Regions from separate parts of the Mus musculus genome. Here region 1 is linked to region 2. Evidence: chromatin loops called from intact Hi-C (ENCODE). Cell type or tissue: gastrocnemius. All regions are shown on one strand. Each heading gives the region's core, and the rest is flanking DNA. Links, peaks and the distances in the headings are about the cores only.

Region 1 (8,325 bases), core at 59-8,058, 240 kb after region 2:
CACAGAGATCACACCATTATTAGAGAGTTAGTAACACTCGTGTGGCTCCTTAAAGACTCTGCCCTCCAAGCTGTCCCTTTGGCAGATATTTTAGGAGCTGCCTCTTCGCACTGGACACAGCCTGCTGATGTTCAACAGCTGGGAAAGGATTGTTCCTGTATCACTCTAGGACCTTCCTTCCAAAGGCCTTCTCATCCAGAAATAAAATACCGTTTCTTAGGAGGAAAATGGAAGGGTTTTTTTTTTTCTTCCTTTCCTTTCCTTTCCTTTCCTCTTGTACTGTTGAGAGCATCTCACTGGGGCAGATTGGATCAAAATCTCCCAAAGGGCTGAAAAGACAAAAGGGAGTGTCTGAAGTGTCCTGAAAGCAGTCTCTGTCGCTGGATCCCCCTGTTTCCTGTCAACACCTCCACAGGGGGCGTGTCTTCAGACAGGTGATGTTAGGAGACCACACACACAGGTTCCTCCAGCCTGGAAAAGGAGGTCAAACTGATAAAGCCATCCTGACACTGCATTTGTAAACTCCTGCTTGAGGGTTTTAAAGCATTTTTGGCCAGCTGAGAACAAAGGAAATGCCCTTTCCAGGGTTGGAAGAAAATAAGTTAACAACTTCAATTGCTTCCCCTGCAGCTGCTAGCTTTTTTTTTTTTTTTTTTTTTAACCAGGAATGGTTTGTGTGCCAGAACATGGTACTGGGACCCTGCCTTATCTGAGACAAAATCACACTGGGGGTCACTAAAGAGCAAGGCATTTTCTGGAGGATCTCAGGTCCCCAGAGACAGGTAGAATTATATGTCAAATGTACTGAGTTACAGAAGAAAGAGATTTTGATTTAGGCCATTCTAATGTGTATTGTGAGTGCACACCCAAACATTTCCAGTACCCTCAGAGGGAGTTCAGAGACACCCTTTAAACTCCACATTGGAGATGCTGAAGAGATGGCTCAGCAGGTAAAAGCACTGGTTATTCTTCAAGAGGACCGAGGTTCGATTCCCAGAACCCACATAGTAACTTACCATCTATAACTCCAGTTACAGGAGATTTAATACCCTCACTAGTTTTCAAGGGTAGTGGGCATTCACATGATACCATACATGCAGGCAAAACACCCATATACTTAAAATAATAATAAAAAGCAAAACTTCTACATTGTGACTGCTGCAGCCTCCGTAGAACTCAAAAGCTGCAGCACTAGTCAGTGCTTTGCAGAAGAACAGAACCAATATGATCAATACAAATATTTAAAAACTATTAGATCAGTTCTCTTCAGAAAAGCAACAACAGCTAAATCACACTCAAGAAGGAAGCTGAGAGCCTGTAGTTGTTTGGTTCGAAGGCTGGTGCCTTGGCAGCCAGAGTAGTCTCACTGATGCAATCTATCTCACCCTGAAGAGGCCTAGAACCCAGAACTTGGTGGTTGCTTCCTCCATGGGACTTCGTGCCTTGGCAATACTAATCTAGGTTGTGGAGGTTTGTTGGTCCTCGGTCAGTGATGGACACACTGGTCCAGCTACCATGAAGGCAGAATCAGGAACAGCATCAGGGAAGTCAGCTCAGTGGCAAGAGGGAAGGCCCAGTAAGCCCAGGGTGTATGGTCGTCCTTCTGCTGCGCATGCTCCTTTTCATCTGGGCTGCTTCCAGAAGGTGCCGCCCACATTTGAGGGTAGGTCTTCCCACATCACTTAGGCAATTAAGACAATTTCTCAACTGAGGCTCCCTAATTAGGAGATCCTAATTTGTGGCAAGTTGACATTAAAACCAACCATCACAGCCTCTCTGGAAAGGAAATCCTATTGATTGTTTTTTTTCCTATTTAAGAAAGTGTCCTGAACAGTCACAGGGGAGGGTCTCATCTGGACTGGGAAGTCAACGCCACCGCTCGGGGAAAGGGGCTGCGGAGAAGTAAGCTGAGTTTCTTTCTACGGGAGTGTGTTGGAGCATTGGTGCTGTCTCCTAAATGGGGAGATGAGTCCTGTGAAGAGCAACTACAGGTGATCAAGATGGTCTATGGAGGACTCTGGTATGATAGAGGTTGAGTGCTTATCAGAGACACCGCAGAAAGGCAGCTCTCTCTAAGTGTTCTCTAAGCAAGAAGGCAGCCAGTCTAATGATACAACCACCCAGCAAGCACTTGGAAGTTGACCAACTCAGCTTCTAGAACCGCAAGGACTTTGTTCCTGTTGCATGCAGCACAGTAGTGGGAGTTTTCACTACAGTACTGACTGACTAACACAGGGACATACCTCCAGGCTCTCCCATGTTAAAATTCTGCAACGGTAGCAGTGAGTTCTCCGTGAGATGGACGAAAGGTGCCAGGACACAACTCCACAGTGGATTGTTCTGAAGCAGAGGCAGCTGAGAAACAGCAAGTGCTAAGGAACAACTTCCTCTAAACTTCTCTAAGTAACTAAAGATGGATTCGATGAAAGCCATTGCATTGGGGCCAGCAAGATGGCTCACTGGACGCAGGTGCTTGCCGCCAAGACTGATAACATGAGTTTGATTCCCAGAAAGCACATATTATAGGGGATGAGAACTGATTCTAGCAAGGTGTTTTCTGACCTGTACATATGTGCAGGGTCATGTGTATGCACATGCCTGTGCAAACACACACACACACACAAAACAAACAAACAAACAAACAAACAAATAAATATTTTTTTTTTTTTAGAATTCTAAAAATGGGACTGAACTGTCAAAATTCCCTCCCTTGGTATTTCATGAGTTAGAGCTTAATTCTTGTCACTAGGTTCTGGGACATCAGCTCAGGCAGAATATAAAGCTGTTTGTCTCCTGTCACAGACAAGAAGAGAAGCTGGGTACTAGAACACTCTGCCCAAACTGAACTTTAAGCAGCTATTCTGTCTCCTGTCCATTCTTCATTTATCTTTTGTAAAGCCACTGTCACCCTCCCTCAGTCACCTGCCCCCTCCCCCACCCCCTGCATCTGTCCCTTTCTTGAGAAGTCCCCACAAGGAAGACAAAATTGTAATAAAACTTCATCCCTTCCCCTGCTAACCACACACTTACAAGTTTATTTCCTAGGCCGGCTAAGATTTCCACAGGAGGCACGGGAAGCCTTGGCTTCAGATCTACTTATCATCTGGGACAGAGGGCCCTGAGCTACTGGAATCACCTTGACATTCTGAGGAGCAGCTGGAGGTGACAGCTTGCTCAGTAAAGTGCTTGCCTTTTAAGCATGAAGACCTGACTTTGATTCCCAAAACCCGTGTTTAAAAACACAAACCAAAAATCAATCAATCAAACAAACAAAAACAAAACACCCAACAGCAACAACTACAACTGCAACAAAACTGGACATGGTGGCATGTCCATCCGTATTTGGTTTTACCATCTTCCTGGTTGTATTTGGAAAAGGATGGAAGCAAGGTGTTGGGGGCTGAAGATGAGGAAGAAGGCCGAGACGCCCTGAAGTCCCTCTGCACAGAGCTGTGGGGCTGCACATGCACGATGCTTCTGGAGGCCAAGTCTTTTCCTTATGTTTCTCACACTCCACCATTGTTCATAATAATCACACCACCAGGCTGTCAGCCATTTCCCTAGCCTTGACTGACTTGTTACTGAATCATAACTCAGCTGCTCAGGATAATATAAATCTGTGATTTTCTTTATTCAGCGACTTTTATGCGATGGAGGGAAAAGGCGTGCTTCTAGAATGTGAACAGACCATTGTCATCAGCCTCCTCCACAGACCTTGCGCTTCTCGATTATGAAAGACAAGCACAGACTGGATTTATAATAATTAGTAACATATTTAAGCCACTTTCCTCATCTTGGATAACAAAGTTGAATAGCACAATCTTGAACTTTTTTTTTCTTTTCAGTTGATAAAATGTATCTAGGTTTTTGGAAAGAAACCCAGTACAGTGCTGTGATGAATTCTACTGGACAGCATTATCAAGGGTTTCACAAGACCTTTTGAGAATTACACTAAGCTGAGGTTGAGTTGAAATGATGGGTTGAGAGAGTGCATGGCCCGCATGCTCAAAGTCCTGGGTTCAGTCCCCAGCATCACACAAATGGAATTTGGCAGTGCACACCTGAAAGCTCAAATGTAGGCTATCTTCTGGCACACGGTAAGTTCTGGACTAGCCTGGGATGCAAGAGAGGCTATTTTGAATGCCCGTTGCTAGGCAGAATTTTCTATCTAGCAACATGACAGGGCAAGCTCATGAAATCTCAACAATATGATCATCTAATCAAGACCTGGATAGTGACCACACCAACTGAAGTGTCTACATGGACGGGGAAATCTCAGCAGGCCCCACACCTAGATGAAGAGCTACGGACATCAGTGGCTGCTGAGAGAGGGAGAGTCGGTGTTCTCCAGGGACAGGTCCCTAATAGAACATCCGGTCCTAAGTGGTCAGCTCTAAACACGTGCACCAATGAACCACATTAGATGGACTCAATAGTGTGTGTGTGTGTTGTGTGTGTGTGTGTGTGTGTGTGTGTGTGTGAGAGAGAGAGAGAGAGAGAGAGAGAGACTGTTTACAAAACAACAACAGTACCCCCTCAGCTGGTTCTGTTGCCCTTTGTCTACCCAATTTGGGCAGCTGTGGTAGCCAGCCAGGGCCCTCATTGCTTCCATACCAAGAAACAAATGGAGAAATGCCAACTGCCCCCTGCTGGTGGAAATGGGTCAATACTCCTGACCACTGGGACAGCTTCAGATAACCCTGGCTCCACACCATTACAGCTACTTCAAAATAACTCCAAGAGCTTTAAAAGCTTGGTTTTAAAAACCGAGGCCAAGGGACTGGAGAAACAGCCCCTGTTTTAGATTTTTTTTTCCTGTTCTGGCAGTGGGTCTGGGTGGGGTTCCCGGCACCAGTGTCAGAGTGCACACAACAGCCTGAGACTGAGCCAGGAGATCTGATGCCCTCTTCTGATATTTATCCATTTGAGTGCATGTGTGCGTGTGCACATGAACACACACACACACACACACACACACGAGTCTTCTCTTTTCCTGAAGTGGTCTTTGAAGATTGAGTCTCATGAGTAGCAATGTGGCTGCCCTGAGAGGTGAGACTTCAGATCTCCATGCCACTGTTCAACTCCTGGCCTTGGCATTTAGTTAGTTGTAAGATTTAGACAAGTCAACCAATCTCTTGGACCTCATTTGCAAAAATATAAAGCCAATAATGCAGTGCACACAGGTCGTTCTGAGGATTAAGCAAATGTTTCCATATGAGCGCTACAGTGGGAAGGTGTAACAACAGAAGGCAGAGGAGCCAAACTCCCTGGAGGTTTGCAAGAATTAAACATTAAACTTAAGACATTCATCATGGATAGTAACATTATTACAGTTGCTTAATATTTAATGCTTAGTATTCTGTAGGGGACCAGACTCTGTAGAGAATGTAGATTTAGGTATCTATGGGCCTCTTGAATCTCAAAATGAAATGCACACACAGCAAAAACTTCTCACAGACATGATGGGAGAACCACTTGCTACAATGGTCTCAGAATGCACTTTCTAACAATATGGACACTGCTTTAAAGCGGTCCACAGGGACCTTCTGTGCTGCCTGGCTCCTTTGGGACTGATGGCAGCATATTGTGGTAAAGGTTAGTTTGTAGGTTGTACCGCCTGAGCTAAGATTTCTGCTATACTATTGGCAAGACTAAAAAGCTGGAGTACTGGGAAATTCGTCAAAGCTACCCAACACGGCGCAGAAATTCTTTAGTTCCTTTTAATCAATATTGTATAGCACAAAATCTTAGTTAAGGTTTTTATTGCTATGATAGAACACCGTGAGCAAAAGCAACTTGGGGGAAAGAAGGGGTTTGTTTGGCTTATACTTCCATATTATAGTCTATAATTGAGGTTAAGTCAGGGCAGGAACTCAAGGCAGGAACCGATGCAGAGGCCGTGGAAGAACTCAGCTATTGCTTGCTCAGCCTACCTTCTTATCTACCACCTGCCCAGACCACCCACAAGGGTGGGGCCCTCCCAGAACATGCCCCAAAGCGTGCCTAAAGGCCAATCTTCTAGAAGAATTTTCTCAGCTGTAGTTCTTTTTTATCTGATAGCTCTGACTTCTGCAAGGTTGAAAAGAAAAATAGTAAAAAAAGGAAACAAACAAGCAAACAAACACCACCACCAACAGAACAACTGACAACAGAAACCCAGGACAGCCTGTGTTTGGGATTTTTCTTTTTCCACTGAGTTCTCAATCTTTAGCACACTTCTGAGTACTATCGCGATTATGGGTTAGGTATCAAAATGTGTCAAAGCCAGGACAGAGGCTTAGGGACTTGTTTGGGAGGAAGGACGATATATCTCACTTTGCATTTATTTTGCTCCCAGCGGGTTTTTCTGTGCTCACATCTCACACAGCGTATATTTAATTTAGTGAATTGATTGGGTTGCATGGCAAACACTGCCGAGGTGCTAAGAAGGGGAGTCATACTAGAGAAAGCCTTTCAAGAGCACAGGCAGCTCTTCAAACACCGTTCTTCCTGTGTTTCCAGAGGGAAAAGAGTGAACAGTGTAGTTAAGTACACAACACTAAGGAGTTGGATGGCCACTTCCAACCACTGCAAGAGACAGCTTTGAGACCCACATTCTTCAGAGCAAGCCAGCAGAGAATAAGTATGCTCCGCCTCTCTAGTCATCCAAATTGGACCAGGCAAGCCTGTATCCAGAGGCCCTCACTTGGTTTACACCCTGACTCATCCGGCTTGTAGGATTCCTCTCCTTTTAGCATGAAAAAGTAGCCAAGAGAGCGGCTGGGGTGAGGGTGGGGGTGGGGCGGGAGGGTAGCTCAGGGATCCTGATGGGAAGTAACTCACGGAAACCCTGGAGAAGAACGATCTATCCAGTGTCTCCCAACGCACAGAGCGATGCTCGCAGACGGGATGCGGGATGTGAGAAACGATGTGGGTGCTTTACTATGTTAATCACAGTGGGCATCAGGCGAGAATCCACAGGCCTGCGGCCCAAGGAACTTGTGAGCTCACAGGCCTGCTATGAGTGGAGACTCAACCCCAGGTCCAGTACTTCTCTATGACTTCAACTGTGTCCCAGCTGAGTTCTTCCCTCTCTGTCACAGTTATAAAATGAAAAAATATCGATGTCTTTCTCTTCATTGTCGATATTTCTGAGTGTTTTGCTGACTGCTTCACAGAAGCTCACTGTACTCATTTAATAGAGTCTGTTTCTACCACTCAAACAGAACTGTGAATGAATATATATAATACACACACACACATATGCCTTTTAAACTATGAAACACGTAAAACATGTTTTATGTATAAAATACATTGCCTATTGTAACTGATGCATTAATCAGAATTGTGCATACTTTCTTTTTTTCCTTTTTCTTTTTTTTAATTAGATATTTTCTTTATTTACATTTCAAATGTTAGCCCCTTTCCTGGTTTCCCCTCTGAAAATCCCCTATCCTCTCCCTCCTCTCCCTGCTCCCCAACCCACCCACTCCCGCTTCCTGGCCCAGGCATTCTCCTATACCGGGGCATAGAACCTTCACAGGACCAAAGGCCTCTCCTCCCATTGATGGCCAACTAGGCCATCCTCTGCTACATATGCAGCTAGAGACATGAGTTTTACCATGTGTTTTCTTAGATTGGTGGTTTAGTCCCAGGGAGCTCTGAGGTTACTGGTTAGTTCATATTGTTGTTCCTCCTATGAGGCTGCAAACCCTGTCAGATCCTTGGGTACTTTATGTAGCTCCTTCATTGGGGACTCTGTGCTCTGTCTAATGGATGACTGTGAGCATCCACTTCTGTATTAGTCAGGCACTAGCAGAAGAGAGAGCTATATCAGTTTCCTGTCAACAAGCTCTTGTTGGCATCTGCAATAGTGTCTGAATTTGGTGGTTGTTTATGGGATGGATCCCCAGGTGGGACAGTTTCTGGATGGTCATTCCTTCAATCTCTGCTCCAAACTTTGTCTCTGTAACTTCTTCCATGTGTATTTTGTTCGCCCTTCTAAGAAGGATTGAAATGTCCACACTTTGGTCTTCCTTCTTCTTGAGTTTCATGTGTTTTGCAAATTGTATCTTGGGTATTCTAAACTTCTGGGCTAACATCCACTTATCAGTGATGTGCATATTTTCTTTTTTTTCTTTTTTTTTTTTAAAGATTTATTTATTTATTATATGTAAGTACACTGTAGCTGTCTTCAGACACTCCAGAAGAGGGCGTCAGATCTTGTTACAGATGGTTGTGAGCCACCATGTGGTTGCTGGGATTTGAACTCCGGACCTTCGGAAGAGCAGTCGGGTGCTCTTACCCACTGAGCCATCTCACAGCCCCGCATATTTTCTTAATGTA
Region 2 (8,325 bases), core at 189-8,188:
ACAGGAGTCCTAAAGAAAGTCAGCGTCCGGCACAGTGCTCATGCCTGCAATACATGAAGTCTATAATGGTAATGAGTTTCAGGCCAGTACAAGCTATACTAGGACCTGGAAGGGGGGTGCGAAAGGGGGAAAAAGAGAAGAAATATAATTCAGGCCTATAGCTTACACACGTTATTGCAAAGCCACCACATTTTCAAGTTTTAAGATTTTGGAGGTGAGCTGGAAAGGTGCCTCCGCAGTTAAGAACACTTGCTGCTCTTTCAGAGAACCAGACTTCAGTTCATAGCACTAATGTAGGGCAGCTCACAACCTCCTGTAGCTTCAACTCCAGGGGAGCCAGCACCCTCTTCTGAACGCCAGCTGCCCTGCGCTCACAGCTGCCCTGCGCTCATGCCCTGCACTCACAGCTGCCCTGCACTCACAGCTGCCCTGCACTCACAGCTGTCCTGCACTCACAGCTGTCCTGCACTCACAGCTGTCCTGCACTCACAGCTGTCCTGCACTCACAGCTGCTCTGAACTCACAGCTGCTCTGAACTCACAGCTGCCCTGCACTCACAGCTGTCCTGCACTCACAGCTGCCCTGCACTCACAGCTGTGAACACATGAGTTCTTAGTATTTAAACCACTGAATTGCCAATCTTTCGGCTGGATCCTGAACTGGACACCTACAACTTGCCAAATGAGTCAGTTTTCTGGGTGGTTTTATACAGGCGGTGTAAAGCATTTGGCCAGCTCAAAAGACAAAACTGAATCTTCTACAGTGGCATAATACATCATTTAGTTACAGGAGAGTTCCTTTTAAACAGATTCTAAAACCATCCCTGGCTTGCTACTGTTCTGACCAGTAATACTTAAAGCAGGGAACAAGAGCAAGAAAATCTACTTTGTTGACACATCTCAGTAACTAACCAGTAGAAAATACCAACGTTCCCAGCTCAGTCATGGTCAGTCCCATCAACTGGCTGGCAGCAGGAAAAGCTGCTATCAGAGTCCAGGCTGAGACAGGCTCCATGGGAACACAACTTTAAACAGCCCTTGCCCTTCCAACCTTTGAAGCCAAACACACGTGACTTGTCACAATGTGCCCAAGTCACACTTCCCAACCCTGCTTCCACCACACAAATGTCTTAAACTTGAGTTCACGGACACTCCAGACAAACTTTTATAACAACCCTGGGGAAGAAAGGCTAGAACATAAGGAGACCACCTCAGCCTCCACACCATGAAATGCGGGTAACTGAGGTCTTAAGGTCCAACCCAGCAGAGAAACTATCCAAGTCTGGGCTCTCAGCCAGGGTCACACCTCACTCAGAAAGCCAGGAAAGAGTTAAAGAGGTAAAAACAAGAGGGTTTGAAGCTGACTTTGTAGGCTCCGTCTGAGAAACAGCAGGCTGCAGGCAGTAAAAATGGGACTTTGGCATCACAGCAGTAAAGAGGAGCAGGGCACTGGCCCAGTCCTCCTGCTCCCTGGGCTGCAGTTCCTGTATGGTAAGTAAGGGTAGAAGCAGACGGGGACAGGAATTCAAGTCAGAAACAAGTCAGGCTTCCGCCCCGCAGTCCACCACTGCGCTAGGAGCTCCAAGTGGACTGTATGTCTCATTGCAAGTGCCAAAGCCACACAAGCAATCTGGTCTCCAAAGAGCTGGGACTCTGGTGACATAGGTGGCTGTGACAGTGAGCTCCAACCTCTCAGGGACTCTATATGAGTCACTGCGGACTAACCAGCCCTCTCTCCAATGTGAGTTAATGAAGTAACAGTCTCACCCATCTCCTTAAATTCTTCATTGGTTACTTCCAGCCACGCAGCATCCATATCATTGAGGTCATACCGACACACACTGTCTGCCAGAGTCCGGATATCGACGTAGCCTAACGCTGGGGGCTCAGAGCCGGACGACGCGATGTACTTCTTGGGCCTGATGAACATGAGAGACTTCTCTTCAGACACAACCCTGGTTAATAAGAAAACAAACAGCCAGATTACCCTTTCTGTCCTGTAGAAGAAACTGTCAGGGGCAACTTCCTCCTCCAACCCCCAAGCCAGACCATCCCTATGTTCATATAGTCTAAGAATTTGAAACCAAATGAGAGCAACACCTCAGCTAGAAATCTTCAAAGTACCCAGAATGGAAGCAGATGCTGCAGCCTTCCACAGCCATCTCCTTCCCAGCACAACACCCTACCACATCTCCAACAGAGTCTGCTCCCAAACTACAACAAATAAACTTAAGCCGGCCACCGGTGGTGCATGCCTTTAATCCCGCACTTGGGAGGCGGAGGCAGGCAGATTTCTGAGTTCGAGGCCAGCCTGGTCTACAGAGTGAGTTCCAGGACAGCCAGGGCGATACAGAGAAGCCCTGTGTCAAAAAACAAAATAAATAAATAAATAAATTTATTTTAAAAGAAAAGATATTTCAAGGGTTGGTTTCTAAATCCCTTTCCATTATTGGTGCTTGCTCATTGCCCCCCGGAAGTTGTCAGAACAGGGACGAACTTGCTAAGCACTGAGTTCTCAGGAACAGAGACGGCAGGGACAGCCACAAGCTGGATGTGCACAGCACACGCTGAGGACCACAAGGGACACCTCTGAATTCTCACCTTCCAAAAAGACTGAGGGAGAACTTTGGGCTGTTGCCATTCCTTTATTCTAAGCGCCAGAGCCCATGGTCCATGAACATATGGCCCCAGACAATTCCTCTACCACCACCCCCTTACAAGCTGTGAGCACGGGAGAATTCCACCTCACCCTAGCCAGACTAGGGACAGCACAAAAGGAGCAAATCAGCTCGGGCCAGGAGCCCAGCAGAGGCTCTGTGGTCACAGTCCTGCCACGTCTGGTTTTGACCACATACATTCACACCAACAGGATGCCCAGAGTTTATACGTTATTCACCCTGGAACTGACAGGAAGAACTTATCTGTGTGACAGAGATGGGCAGACAAACTGGATGTATTTCTCCTGCTTGAGCAAGAACAGGTATCAAGTGAAACGCTCCAGTCTATCTATTATGAAGTCATTTCATCCTGCCTTGGCACGGCTTCCTAGACTGACAGCCTGCCGGTGCTGGCCAAAAGGGACCATCCCCATCCTGTGCGCCCTGAGACCCGCTTCACAGGCCATGACCCTCATCTGAAGAAGCAGGTGACTCCTGGTGGTCACCTATGCCTGTCTAGCCATAGTATACTATCATATAATTTGAACAGAGATCCCAAAATGATGGTAATCAAACCAATCAAGTGTCTAAGGAGTTAAGGGCCAAGAAGTGAATTTAGTCCATACTCATCCATGGTAAGAGAGGCTATTTCACACAGCAAGGAGCCAGCCAGATGCTGGCAGAGCTATCGGGCACTCCATCCTCATATGCAAAAGTGGGGAAAAAAGGTACCAACTCGACACAGCCTGTCCCAAAGGAAGATCGAGGACATGTTGGGAGAGGTGAGCGACACGGCAGGAGATCAAGAGGAAACACCAGCGTCTGCAAAGAGCCTGTCCACAGCTCAAATTCCTCATCGGACACTGTCAGCTCCTAAAATACAATCAGCCACTGCCCGAAGCACCAAGGCCACCACGGCTCCCACTAAGCCACTCAGTGAAGTGACATAGAATGCAGAGAGAAACAGACAGTAACATCAGACTTCGCCTAGTCGGTCATTCCCAAAAACATCTTGGACCTTCTCTTCTCCAGTAAGAGGGCTCACCCCCTGCGATAATGTGCTAAATTCAGAGGCCACTGCCCTCTGACTCACCGCCCTCAGCGCCTGAACAGTTTCTACATTTCTGCCTCTTGTGAGGCCTCATGTTACTACAGCGCTAACTCTCAGCTTCTATGCCTGCAGGGAGGAGAGCAGAGAAGCACGCGTCTATCCAGGGTGCCTACCTGGCCACAGGCTGTGGGATGGTCCCTGGGCTCACAGGCACCTGGACCCCTTTCTCCCACTCCTGTCTCCAGGGATCAGCCAGCACGTAGTAGTCATCCGGGTTCAGCTGGTAGGAGTCATGCAACTTCATGGCAGTGATCAGGTCGGTCCTAAACACCTGGGGAGACGAGAAAGGGACAGTGGCACAGGCATTCATTTCAGAGCACTGGCAGCTGCAAGGGCACCATGGAGCTGCCCATAACAAGGTCACGGTATCAACAGAGTAAGAGTGCCCTGTTACAGAAACCCTTCACTCCACCCGACACTCCTTCCCCTCGCCCAGGACTGAAGTGGGCTCCAGCTCCTTCAGCCGACACAAGCAGAGGGTGCAGTGATTGTATCGACTCAACATAACTGTTGCACAAAACACAACCGCTCCCCTCTCCAAGACCTCTCAATTCACCAAGGGCTGCTGAACACAGGCTCTTGGAAATCCTTCAGGGAATGACAAGCCACTACGGAGAGCTCTCTTTCGAGCCCATGTTTTAAAACAAAACTTCATTAGCCAATTAACCTCAAGGCAGAATCTAGAACCACCCGGTAGAGGTCACTATCTTCTAAACTAACTGCTAAAGAAGCGGCCAATCTCCTGAAGTGCTAGCACATGGGGCAGGCGGGTGGTGAGAGCAAGGTCCACTTTGGCTGACAGCAGGCAGAAATGCAGGCCTGCAAACATCTAGGAGTGGAACACTAGAGCCCTGTTGTCCCACGTCACAGGATGCCGTCAGCCCTGGAAGCAAGTTTCTGTGGAAAGACAGAACCAACCCTGTTTTCACTGCCATCAAGACTCAGCTTGTGCCCACCTTCTAAGAAAGCACCCTAACTCATCACAGACAGCAAAGATAAGCAAACTGTGGGGAGGCAGCACCCCTGACTCATGGGCCCTTGCCATCCGAATCGACGAGGCTGACTGACCGTACAGCACCCTGTCTGGCAGCCAGGGCCACACAGCTGCTTCCCTCTCCGGCCTTGTCCTCAGCCCACTGCCATGTGAGGATGTGTGTACCAGGAAGCCCTGCCATGTATCACGAGCAGCATGCGCCTGGATCCAGATGCTCTGCTCAGTGTACAGAGCCACAGAGATGCAATGCACTCCCTCACTCGGGACAGGAAGCGCTTTCTTGTGCTGCTAAGCACGGGTCACAGTATACACCTGTTGGCTTTTCAGACTGGTGTTCTCTTTAATAAACTTCATCTTATGAAAGTACGGGGTAGGGTCTGAATTAAAAGGCCGCTTCTCTCGCTGTCATTGTCAATACTGGTCTTGTGCCAGGATGCCACTCTTAACATCTACAGTCCCATTAAGCAACAGACTGACTGTGTCCCTTCTGCAAAGATCTCACCATGAGACAAAAGCCCCTGATCATAAGCCTACAGCAACCCAACCCCAAGGAAAAGGGCTTTGAGGTCAAAGTTGTGAGTCCACACCAAGCAAATCAGGTAAAAGAGAGCCCAGCTAAGCTGTACAAGAAAACACGCAAATTTGCCAAAGAAAGGAAGGCAGACTGAGGAAGGAGATGAGAAAAGGCAGCTCCATTCCTACAGACCTGGGAGAGGCTCTGGCCCAAAGCTCAGTGCCAAGTAGACACCAAGGGCAGGGGTGACGGCTACCCGAGTGCTTTACGTACAAAGCACTTTGCACTCAGAAGATTTGACACAGACCAGGCAAGGACAGGGTGTGGTGCCTGCTGCTCAGAGGGCTCCAATCCCACTCCCAGGCTGAAGTAACAGCAGTATAGTATGGACACCAGAAAGGTGTAGTAGCAGTTAAGAGCTGACTCAGGACTTAACAGCAGAGTAAAATACAGGTGCAGAGACGTTCCGATGTCACAAAAAAATAAAGTGCGCACTGTAGGTCAAAACAGACACCAGGCCAGCAGCACTGGCCACAGCAGCCGTCCGTGAGTGTTTGCTGGAACAGGTCTCTTAAGTGCTTTCTGGCAGGGGATGTTACTCCATCTCCAGGAAACTCCTCCGCTCCTAGACAAGGCACTCTCCAGCTATATGGGGGCAGCATGGGAAGGGACTCTGAGAAACACCTGTCGCTGTGTGACCACCACACCACAAGCCAACTGAGCTCATCCCACAAACAGTGCAATGCCAGAACAACTTTCCCACAGCTTTCCCTGAGAACCCGACAGGCTGAGACACCTGGGTCTCAATGCCCGGCGCCTCGGAATGGCCGCAGAGAAAGCAGGTCTCAGGACAACGGGGCCCCTAAGCAACCGAGGCTGGCGGGAGACAGATGCCTCTAAAAATGATTTTAGCAGGGAAATGAACAACGAAACGTAGGGCATCAGGGAAACATAAAATGTGAAAACAAATTGGGAAAGACGGGGAAAGCCTTAAGCATAACGAAACTCCCAGAGTCACATTGGCTTGTTGCCAAATAAGCCACAGATCCATGGCTAAAACTAACTTGAGGCTGGCAGTGACTTGGCAGCAGCTGAACCCGCTCATGTCCTGGCCAGAGGAAAACTTGTTGGGAGCCAGCGAAGACGGAACAGGAAAGGAAAAAAAGAATACAATTAATAATAATAGCTAACATTCACTGCGCATGATATACGTGTAACATGCTTTGCGTGTTCGAGCCTATATGTATTAATTAGCTCACTTCTTCCTGCAACAAGGCACACATCTGCTTCTCACCATCTTGCCGGGGTATAAAGTGGGGCACTTGCCCAGACCTGCACAGCATGGGGCAGGCATGTGGGCGGCAGGTTCGCATGCACTTACTTACAGCACACATGATCAAGGCAAGCAAGCATTCAGAAGTACCTCAGAAGGCTTTCGATCTTCAGGTCTAGAGCAGGTACTACTCCTCCCATGCTGGGATCGAGAATGCTGGGACCATGTCGTTGACAAGCCTGAGGAAACAAACATCCAAACAGGAACCATTAAAAAAAAATACAGGCTCAGTATTTGAGCGGCGATATGGCGCTAGTTGCACAAACCTGAGGACCAGAGTTCAGGTCCCCAGCATCCAAGTAAAGAGTTGGCATGGTGATGATAGGACTCTGAACGTCAGAGGTTTAGTGAAAGGCCTTGTCTCAGAAAGTCAGGCGGAAGAGACAAAGGAGAAGGCAGTCTATCCGACCTTTGGTCTCCACACCTATCTACACATCCTCACAGAGCACAAAACAAACAAGCAAAAAAGCACAGGTCACTGAGCTGTCAAGAGGTCTTTCCCCTACAAGAAACCTTCAGCGAAGGAGGAGAACCTGCAGTGCCATCACCCTGGCTGGCTCTGACAGGGTTCCTTCCTTCCAGTCATTTTCTAAGGTGATCACTGTCGGCTCCAGTGTACAGGGTGCTCTGCCTTGTGAACAGCGAGCCAAGAGAGCCTGCAGCATAATCCAGGCTCCGAGCTGTGCTCAAGACGCTCACAGACCCACACTGGTACATGAACTAGAAATCATGCCGGAAGTTTTCAGCCAGGATCACCGGGCTCAACCTAAGGTCCTGCCCAAAACACTTGCCTCCACGAGGCACAGAAAAATCAGAAACCTCCACACAGCTTTAACATCACCTACTACACTGCTCTTCCGAGGTGCCCCAATCCCTCCTGTAGCTGATCACCAGGAAACCCCAAATCCTAAGTGTTTCCAGGCCTGAAACTTTCCTGTAGCACTGAGCTCCCCTGCCTGAGATGCCCCCTTCAAGCCACACTGCCTTGCTCCCTGGGGCCCTAATTCTCACGGTCTCTCCATTTCCAAGCAGTTCCGAAGTAGCCGAGTCTCTAACCAGAACCCAGGGGAGCCTAAGAGAGTTGCACTCTTAGACTAGGCGCTCTCAGCTCGCTGCAGAGCCAGTATCACCTTGGTGGTAGACATCAACTTCCCAGTCATTCTAAAATCTGTCAGCTCTGAGCAAAAATCCCAAGCTCCGTGCTCTGCATGAACATGCTCACTTTCACCTCTTCCGGCCCCCAAGATGAATCCCACGGCCTTTTCTACCAGAGGCCAGAAACCCACAAGTCAGTCAGACTCTCCTCCTTCCTCCTCAGAAGGCAGCCAGTCAACAGCCAAGTCCTAGGCCAACCTTCCAATGCCTCAAAACCCTAGCTCCTCCTCCTGCCTATCCGGCCCTGCTGCCGCCCCTTCTCATGTGTGTGGCCAGCTACAGTGGCCTCTCTGCAGGCACACAACTGCAGCCGGATGGGAACAGCATTCCCAACCACCTTCATTTCTCCCCTAACTTACAGATAACTCATGTCACCTCCTGTCTGTCACTACAGCACCCGGGCACTGAACCCTGTCACTTCTCAGAAACTGACAAAACCCCAAGATGTTAAAAAGCAAAAGCCTAAGAGAGCCACCAATTTGACAGTGAAGCCCCCTGTCACTCAAGCCCTTCCTGGCCCAGAATCAGCAGACAGACACATCAACAAACTGAAGACACAGCT

Evidence for each region. Peaks named below come from ENCODE experiments on the same cell type or tissue, not always from the same donor. Only the 100,000 strongest peaks of a DNase experiment are listed, where the experiment ranks them.
Region 1: it touches region 2 in a loop (2.6-fold over the local background); 5 of 42 quality-filtered maps call a loop at or near these places.

What each region holds. Positions count from the first base shown.
Region 1 is chr3:41,345,311-41,353,635 of GRCm38, reverse strand. No RefSeq gene overlaps it. Among named protein-coding and RNA genes, the nearest start is that of 1700052H01Rik, 6.4 kb to the left of the region's middle. In gastrocnemius, for the core only: a CTCF peak has its summit at 4,658 (motif pointing left); a DNase peak (open chromatin) is centred at 4,630.
Region 2 is chr3:41,587,396-41,595,720 of GRCm38, reverse strand. Jade1 (jade family PHD finger 1) reads right to left here. Exons shown (of 11, transcript NM_001130184.1): 3 at 6,699-6,787; 4 at 3,881-4,038; 5 at 1,767-1,954. Among named protein-coding and RNA genes, the nearest start is that of Jade1, 36 kb to the right of the region's middle. In gastrocnemius, for the core only: a CTCF peak has its summit at 4,453; DNase peaks (open chromatin) are centred at 4,888, 6,075, 6,372, 6,589 and 2 more places; H3K4me3 peaks cover 796 bases; H3K27ac peaks cover 1,873 bases.